Regions from separate parts of the Homo sapiens genome. Here region 2 is linked to region 1. Evidence: chromatin contacts called from ENCODE Hi-C data. All regions are on one chromosome and are shown on one strand. Each heading gives the region's core, a stretch centred on a gene start or an enhancer-like site at or near the end of the contact. The rest is flanking DNA. Distances are from core to core; before and after follow the strand shown. Region 1 overlaps CERS6 (ceramide synthase 6). Region 2 holds the start of ABCB11 (ATP binding cassette subfamily B member 11).

Region 1 (4,827 bases), core at 1,722-4,221:
TTTATGTGTTTTCCTTAGTATTCTCTAAACCACATAAGCTATTACTTTTGATTTTTTAATTTTAATTTTTATTAAGAGACAGGATCTCATTCTGTCACCTAGGCTGGAGCACAATCATAGCTCAGCCAATCATCCTGCCTTAAACTCCTGGGTTCAACCAGTCCTCCTGCCTCAGCCTCCAGGTAGCTGGGCGACGTGTGTGCCATGACATCCAGTTAATTTTTAAATTTTTTTTTGTAGAGACAGGGTGTTGCCATGTTGCCCAGGTTGGTCTTGAACTCCTGGCCTCAAGTGATCTTCCCACCTTGGCCTCCCAAAGTACTGGGATTACAGGCATTAACCACTGCCCTGGCCCAGTTGTAACTGTTAGTGAGGATGCCATGCCATTCCTAAAGCTTATACAATCCTGTGTATATAGGAATTTAGCACCTTTGTCAAACATGCAGTGTTTTAGATCTATTTGCTATATTTTGCTTTTGTTTTTAAAATAACTGTTGCATTATATTGTCTTAGATGGTAAGTTCATAAAGTGAAGGGATATGTTGATATATTTTATAAATTGTTGATGAACACAGCTTAATACTCTGGTAATGTTTTTCTGAGTAAAGAAGGAATAGCCACTATGTATAAATATGTTAGCATAGAGGAATGAAAAATTGGGAAAAACAAGAATAGGATTTTGGATGAAATTAATATAGCCAATCTATATATTAATGTATTAATAGATTTATTTTGATTATTATATGACGTAGTTTCTTCATCCTTTACTTTTAATCTGTGTAGGACTTGTATTTAAAATGGGTTTCTTGTAGGCAGCATATAGTTGGTTCTTGTAATTTTGAAAAATCTTTTTTCATGGGTGTGTTTAGATCATTTTTGTTTAATATAGTTAGTGACATGATTGGATTTAGACACACCATTTTGTTATTTGTTTTCCGTGTATTCCCTCAGTTATTTGTTTCTTCCCCCTTTTTCTGTCTTTTGGGTTATTTGAATCTTTTTAGCATTCCCTCTTAATATTCCATATTAGCTATTTTGCTATCTTTAAAAAAATTTTTTTTTGGTGAATGCTCTGGGAGTTATAATATAATACACCAAAACTTTCACACTCTACTCAAGAGTTAATGTTATATTCTTTAAGTAAAATGTAGACTCTTTATGATAGAGTTTCCTTTATCCTTCCCCACTTACCTGTAGGTTATAATCATGATGTATATTACATCTACATACATTGAAACCCCACCAGTGTTACACATTTTGCTTTCAGCAATCATATAAATTTTAAAGAACTTAAGGGAAAGTAGTCTTCTATATTTACCGAGATATTTATTATTTCTGTTTTTTGTGAAGATTCCAATTTCTTTCTGAGGTTATTTCCCTTAAGCCTGAAGCACGCTCCTTAGCTTTTTGTAGAGCAAGTCTGCTGAAAATGAATACTTTTAATTTTCCTCCATCTAAAAATACCATTATTTAGCTTTCTTTCCTGAAGGATGTTATTGATGGATATGGAATTTTAGGTTGGTGGATTTTTTTCCTTCAGCATTTTAAAGATGTTTTTCTATTGATTTCTTGCCTGCTTGGTTTATGATGTGAAGTTTTCAGTAATTCAAACCATTCTTCCTCTGTAATAATGTGTAACTTTAGCCATTGTGAATACTTTATTTTTGCTTTTAAGCAGTTGACTAAGTGTGACTATTTTTGAGCTTATTCTGTTTGGGGTTTGTGAACTTCTTGCATTTGTAAATTTGTGTCTTTTAATGAGTGGGAAGTTTTGGGCTATTATTTCTTCAAATAGTTTCTCCACCAATTTTTTTTTTTTTTTTTCTGGAAAACCAGTGACATGAATGCTAGAACTTTGTGATATTTTCCTGCAGGTCTTTGAGGCTCAGCTCATTTGTCTCAACAAATTTTTTTTTCTTTGTTCCTCATATTGGATCATTTCACTGACTCTTCAAGTTCACTTACTCTTTCTTCGGTTATATATATATTTTGACTTGAGCTATCCCATGAATTTATTTCAGATATTATATTTTTATTTCCACAATATGCACTTGTTTTTCTAGTTTTAATTTTTCTGTTGAGAACTTCTGTCTTTCCATTCATTCCATATCACCATGGAGGATATTTATAATATTTGTCCTTTGGGTTTCTCAGAGTTGGAATCTGATTGCTTTTTTCCCTAAGAACTGATCATATTTTCCTAGTTCTTCGTATGTGGAATGATGTTGGATTGTATCCTGGACATTGTGTATGTTATGTGGTATAGATTCTGGGTCCTGTTCTAATCTTCTAAATAATGTTGATCTTTTAAAATTTCTTTTAGCAGGCAATAAACCCAGCTAGATTCAGGTTATATTTCTGTCTCACCTTCTTGTGGCAAGTGGTACTAATCTCAGTTCAGGTTTCAAAGCCTTTGTGATGCAACTCTGGGTCTGTCCCGTGTGTGCCTCTCAGGGGCAGTGGTTTCTAGACTTAGTTCAGTTCTTATAGCTGTTGCTATACTGTTCTAGATCTGTGTCATGCATGCACAGCTTAGGGTGAAGCCAGGAATTGTGCTGATTCATGTTCAGAATTAGGGGATTCGCTTCTCCATTTTCTTTCTCTCCGTGATTCCCCCATCCTCTTTGGCCTGTGAGGGCTCCTTTTCCAGGTTCCTGTGGTCATAAAGACTGGGTTTCCTGGAGTATGAGTGGCTCAGGCTGCTGTCCTGCTGCTCTGCTGTATAGTGGGGCTCTGTGACTGGGTCCTGCTCCAGGACATAGCTGCCAGAATAAAAGAAAAAACAAAACCAAACAAAACAAAACTGGAAACTCATCTCCTTGTAGATCATTTCTTTACATTTGACTCCTCCAGAATTCACCTTGTTAACATTTCAGTCCTCAGTTGTTGCTCTTTGTATTATTTTGGTAGCTGTTGAGTATCGAGCACATGCTTCTGCTAAGTTTACAGGATATGACTTTTCTCACTCAGGTCACAACCCATACTTCCCTTTGTTGCTCATCTCTGTCCCAGGCACTCAGCTCTTTTTGTGGCCAGAGCTTTTAGTTTTAAAAAGCGAGAGAGAGAGAGAGGCTCTACTGGGCTTACTATCAGAGAGGAACTGGGGCTCCCTGCTTTTCTTTTGTTTCTGCTTTACAAAGTACGTCTATACCTCAAAGGAGAGAATATATGATGATAGTGTGTATAATGTCAACAGACCTTCCCCGCAGAGTTTGCAAAGAAGATCCATATTTTGCTACCAAGTGACACTTTGACATCGGGCTAACTTAAAACAGCAATTTTCTTCTTTTCACTGTTTTGTGAGATGTACTTTGTATTCATACTTTGGGGAGGCAGGTAACATTTTCTGAGGGGAAAAACGAAAGTCCCAAAAGAACTGGGAAGCCTAGAAGCAAGGAGTGCCAAAGAGGTGAGGGAAGAGCCTCATTGTCTGCAGGCAGTTGACAGTCACGCTGAGGATGGAGTCTGTGACCTGGCTCCAGCAAACTGCCATTGTCAGCTTCTCTTTCCAAATGACTGTTTGAAAGAAAACAGGGTTACCACATCTGCAAAAGAAGAATATGAGGAAGGAAAGAGGATTAGGTTAAAAATACTTAAAACTAAGGAGTGCTTCTTCCTTTGTTCATATAGGGCTTTGCGCCCATGTTTGGCTGTTTTTCATTAAAAGCAGTCTTAGTTTTTACTTTGAACTTAATCATTTCCAAGTGACAGTCTTGGCTTCTTTATATTTGACTTTATATTTAGGAGTCAGCAAAACAACTGTAATCCTGCCACTTATCATATTAGTATATTTTCTGTGCTATTTGTTCTTTTCTAATCTTTGTTTTTTTTTCAATAATGAAAGTGATAAATGCTTATTGTAAATACTTTAAACAATAGGAAAGTAGACACAGTAAGAAAGTAGAAACTGACTCCTTAGGGTTAACTATGGAACTATGGTTAATAGTGTTCAAGTTTTCTAGCTTCTCTTTTTTTTAAAAATTATACTTTAAGCTCTGGGATACATGTGCAGAACGTGTAGGTTTGTTACATAGGTATACACGTGCCATGGTGGTTTGCTGCACCCATCAACTCATTAGGTATTTCTCCTAATGCTATCGCCTCCCCTAGCCCCTCACCCCCCAACAGGCCCAGTGTGTGTTTCCCTCCCTGTGTCCATGTGTTCTCATTGTTCAGCTGCCACTTACGAGTGAGAACATGTGGTGTTTGGTTTTCTGTTCCTGTGTTAGTTTGCTGACAATAATGGTTTCCAGCTTCATCCATGTCCCTACAAAGGACATGAACTTATCCTTTTTTATGGCTGCATAGTATTCCATGGTGTATATGTGCCACATTTTCTTTATCCAGTCTATCATTGATGGGCATTTGGGTTGGTTCCAAGTCTTTGCTATTGTGAACAGTGCCGCAGTAAACATACGTGTGCATGTGTCTTGACAGTAGAATGATTTATAATCCTTTGGGTATATACCCAGTAATGGGATTGCTGGGTCAAATGGTATTTCTAGTTCTAGATCCTTGAGGAATTGCCACACTGTCTTCCACAATGGCTGAACTAATTTACATTCCCACCAACAGCGTAAAAGCATTCCTATTCGTCCACATCCTCTCCAGCATCTGTCGTTTCCTGACTTTTTAATGATCACCATTCTAACTGGTGTGAGATGGTATCTCATTGTGGTTTTGATTTGCATTTCTCTAATGACTAGTGATGATGAGCTCTTTTTCATGTTTGTTGGCCACATAAATGTCTTCTTTTGAGAAGTGTCTGTTCATATCCTTTGCCCACTTTTTGATGGGGTTGTTTTTTTCTTGTAAATTTGTGTAAGT
Region 2 (4,827 bases), core at 1,414-3,913, 540 kb after region 1:
GGGAAGCTAATGAAGTCTTTTAGGCAAGAAAGGATATGATCAAATTTATACTTAAAAAAAGTTACCCTGATAAGGCTTGGGACTTGGAGCCCACACCCACAGAGGTTAGGAAATGGGTTTGAGAAGAATAGAGATCCCACCAGACCAAGAGGCAGAGATGGCTCTGTCTGTGTTCTAGGGTTTTGCATTTTCTCTGCAGAGATTTGTTCCACTTTCCATTTAATTTCCACCCAAATGCTATTTTTTGAAACATGTTGACCTTTTCTAGACTTAATTAAGGAAAAAGAGCTTTTTCCACATTCAGGCCAAGATGGTAAGAAGAATCTAAATGTCCTCAAAGCCATTGAGGAGCTGAGGACAGTGAGGGGAACCAAGCCAGGCCCGGGAGTGGAGAGCACCCGCCCCCACCATGCCCCACATCACACTGTGAATATTCTGATCATGTGAGGGTCCCTCCACGGCTTTTCTCTTGTGAAGTCTTGCCCTCTGTAAAGACTTTCAAGACCCCAGCGCCACAAACTCCCCCTTCACAGAGCTGCTCAGAGAGAACAGAACTGCCCCTGCTCCTCTTCAATTTGGATGTCCTTTCTAAACTACAGTTTTCTTTTCTTTCTTTTTTTTTTTTTTAAAGCCCTTAAAACGTCTTTCACTGCTGACATTTAAAAATGTAGGTAGGATACTTTTGTTATTATCAGCTCAGCAAATGATTTCTTTATCTAAAAGATTATTAGAGAAGGAAAGAAACATTTAATATATGCTAAGAAACAAAGAAAATAGAAAGGCATTATTTTCCAGATAAGCTCACTGTCGGTTGATGCTGTGTGTCAACACTGTGGGTGACCCAGTCTGGGAATAGACTAAAATGAGGCCCTTCCAGCCCTGAGGGCTATGGCTGATAGGGAAGGGAAATAAATACACGGTGATCCCATTGGCCACGTAAGTCCTTTCTTCAGAGGCACCGTTGAGGTAGAGGACTAAAGAATTGCTTAGGAAGAAAACAGAATGTAACACCAAAGTTAACTGCCACAGCGATTCTTTGTCTCTAAATGTACAGTTCTTTCCTCTTTTTTTTTTTTTTTTTTTTTTTTTTTTGAGAGGAGTCTCGCTCTGTCGCCCAGGCCGGACTGCGGACTGCAGTGGCGCAATCTCGGCTCACTGCAAGCTCCGCTTCCCGGGTTCACGCCATTCTCCTGCCTCAGCCTCCCGAGTAGCTGGGACTACAGGCGCCCGCCACCGCGCCCGGCTAATTTTTTGTATTTTTAGTAGAGACGGGGTTTCACCGTGTTAGCCAGGATGGTCTCGATCTCTTGACCTCATGATCCACCCGCCTCGGCCTCCCAAAGTGCTGAGATTACAGGCGTGAGCCACCGCGCCCGGCCAGTTCTTTCCTCTTGACCAAGCAAAACACAACTCCAGTATTTGATTTCTGCAATGAAACTTGGGCATTTTATGGCAATTGTAGCATCTTTTAAAACCACAAAATGGGCATTTTCCCCCTAAATAGCTTCTTAATCCATTTTTAGGAGTCATCCCCTAATATTTGTCACCATTATTCTTGGTACTAGGAAACAAAAATTATTCAAGGGGCTTGCAATCTAGAGTGGGGTGGAGTGTAAACAGAAGCTCCTAGACAGGGAAATGGAGGCTTCAACCAGAGACAATCACAGTGTTACAGAGCACAGCAGGGGGAACCAAGGTGAGGGGGGTGAGCAGTGAGGGGACGAGGTTGCCCACAGAAAAGAACTTCTATTAAACAACAGCTCATAAATAAGTTATCACTTCAAATGTTTAATAAAAACCACTACTAACTCCTAATATTAAAAAGTTTTAGGTATAACCACTATAATTTGTCTCTAACATCTCTAAAAAGCTATTCCCCCTCAAAATGTTGACAAATACTGTCTTTTATTCCCAGTCTGAAGTGTGAATAATATTTGATCTCTGTGCTCAAGCCATTAGCAATATGTGACTCCCACTGGCTTGGGTGACCTAAAAACTGAAATTAGATCCTAGAAACAAACTTTCTCCCCTCTAAACATGCATCCACAGCTCATTTTTTTTTGCATCTATATTTTTGAAAACCGGGACAATGAAGAAATGAGTACGGTGTTGGAGAAAAGATAAAGTCGGTGTAGTTCTGCATTAAACCAGCTTTCAAGGGTAGAATTTGTGATCATTGAATCTGTGATTATCAGAGCAAACAGAATTGTGCTTTCACAAAGCCAAGTTAAAAAAGAAGCCCACTGGTATTTTTACTTTGAGCAGATTATTCAATCTATTCGGCCATTTGTACCACACACCCATGTACACCACTCTCTCTCTCTCTAAGAGATTGATACATGAAATAGCATTGCTATAAAGAAGACAGCAACCAAGAGTCATCTGTATTGTATACAATGTTGTGAAATCATTAATGCATCCTGTAAGTTTCTATCCAAGTATTGTAGCGTTGTTTACACTGGACAAGAGACCAATGTTTAATAAACCAGAAACACTCCACTCCACAAAGTAAGAGTTAAAGGGAAGAGGGAATGGATTTGCAGAGACAAGTATAAGTTACTTACCTGTGAATATGAATTTGAGGAAGCCAGAGGAAATAATGGACTCCACTGTGGAGAGTTAAAAGGTTTCACAACCTTTTCCAACCTCGGTTTTCATCATTCTAAAGCACTGAACAGAATTCAAACTTTTTCAAGAACATTATCTATTTGCCTAAGGATCAATGTCCCTAAGGGCAGCCCAAGCACAGTTCAGTGACATACGAGAAACATACTCAGAGCAATAACCCCAAACACAGAGTGTGCTTGGGAAACCCTCTGAGGGTGTCAACAGGCCTTGGAAATTGCTGATTCACCTTGGAACGAGAGGCAAATTGAGCAGAGTGGGCCCAGCAAGAGCCCTGGAATTCAGGCTATCCCAACCCTTATTTTTTACAGGCCTGTAGTTGTGAAAAGTTACTTAAAAACATAACAAGACAAAAAAAAAAAATACCTTTAAACTTTCCCCCTCAATATAAAAGATTGCTCTTGGAAAATCCCTGGTTGCAGGATCCAGATGCTCCTGGCCCAGCTATAGAGTTTTGTGGAGACAAATACCCTAAAAGAACATTTGAAACAGCCTTGCTCAAAAGTCTGAGTGCACAGACAACTCTTGCACCCTGGCATGGACACACCAGATGAAGCTCTGTATAAGCAAAGATGAACGATTTTCTAAAGGTTCAAATGAACAGGTCTTGAGTCAAATAAGCATGTGGAGCTCCTCCAATATATTTGTGCTGCCTCTTCCTCTCCCTTCTTGTGAATCTTTCCATTTTTCCTACAATGTTCTTATTTTTTCTCCTTTGCCTGAGCTTACTTTTCCCTAAATGCCTCTCACTCCAGCCTTCAGCAATGAATAATAATAGGCAACATTGGTCAAGACTTGGTTGGGTGCCTGGCCCACTTCAAAAATGTTATTTGTATCACCTCATTTGGGCCTCTCAACAGCCCTAGGAGTTGGGTGCTATCATGTCATTTCTATTTTATAGTTGGGGAAACTGAAGCACAGAGAGGTTAAATAATCCTCCTAAGGTGTAACAACTAGTAGATGTGAAGCCACATGCCAGTCTGTGCTAACCTTCTTCCACTCTGTGCTCTGAAATGCAATTGATGGGCCAGTGCTTCTTAATTTGCAGAAATTAAACTGTAAGATCAAATTTTCTCAATTTTAGGTTTCTCTGTCATAAATTTTTTATTAAAATTCAGCATCCACCATTTTTTCTCTATTGGAATTTATGTATAAGATGGTTTATGACTTAGCCCATAAAACCCAAAATTATAACATATAATTTTATATGTTATTATATGTTCAAATCTCAAATATATCAAGGTCAGCAAAGAAAAGCAAGATTTCTAGATGTTTCCTCTATGCAAACTGAATGGGTTGACTTCTGAGTTGACGCAAATGTAGTAATATTGGATTTGGCACCAATTAGGACCCAGGAAAAAAATTTTGCTTCACACAAAACCAAAAAGGCAACACAGCTATGGGGCTGTAGCTTTGATTGGGAAAAGATTCCCAATAGAATTTTGCTACCTTTGCTGTGCTGAAGTTATTGACAGCAGTCAAAGGGTAAAAATGCCAAGAGAAATTTGTCAACTCAGGACTATAGCTGATCTGCTCACAGGTCCAAGGGTCCTAAGACTTTCCTTCTGGTGCCATGAAGATCCAAGGGAAGATAAAAGCATAGAGTTTTAGAGCTAGAAACAACATTGTAAATATTGATATATCATCCAACAACTTCATCTTATAGATGAGAAAAGTGAAGACAGAGTGGCCATCTGTCCAGGGCCCTGGAGAGTTCAGGGTGTCTTCCTCTGCACCCTCATGCTGGCCAGACACATCTGGGCAGTGTGAGTACTGAGTTGATCGTGCTTAATTCACTTCAGCTATAAGCTTGTCTTCTTTATGGTTCACGGTCTGAAAATAGGTAGGGTTGTGGTCCCTACAGTCACCCAATTAAAATACCGGCTCTTTTTGAATGTTTATGTGCCAAACACTGTTCTCAGTTCTGGGATTCAGGAATGAATAAGACAGACGAGAATCTCTGCCTCAGGAATCTTACATTCTGGGGGCAGGGAGGGGGCAGTATAGAGAGGAGACAAAGAAGTAACACATACAATACATCAGATGGTGTAAATGGTATGGAGAAAAGCATTGCAGGAAAGGGATATGATAGGGAGTGTGTGTACGTATGCTGTGTGAGAGAGAGAGTGTGTTTGTGTATGTGTGTGTGTCAGTTAGCGTGTGAGGGGAGAAGGATGTTGCCATTTTTAACTGGGTTTTATG

The links. Hi-C counts contacts between places; a loop is a spot of excess contacts on that map. Pooled maps may share reads with other maps.
Region 2: a loop to region 1 is called in a map with no recorded cell type, with 2.4 times the contacts of the local background. The contact joins the promoter of ABCB11 here to the enhancer-like site in region 1. A Hi-C loop is called at or near these places in 2 of 37 single-sample maps with no recorded cell type and 6 of 50 pooled maps.

The regions. Positions count from the first base shown.
Region 1 is chr2:168,487,665-168,492,491 of GRCh38, forward strand. The region is part of intron 1 of CERS6 (ceramide synthase 6); the gene reads left to right. Among named protein-coding and RNA genes, the nearest start is that of CERS6, 34 kb to the left of the region's middle. RefSeq lists an enhancer at 2,522-2,911. Within about 2 kb of position 2,972, at least 9 of the 41 ENCODE cell types and tissues checked have a DNase peak (open chromatin) inside an H3K27ac peak, as active enhancers do.
Region 2 is chr2:169,028,661-169,033,487 of GRCh38, forward strand. It overlaps ABCB11 (ATP binding cassette subfamily B member 11), which reads right to left and starts at 2,664. Exons shown (of 28, transcript NM_003742.4): 1 at 2,565-2,664.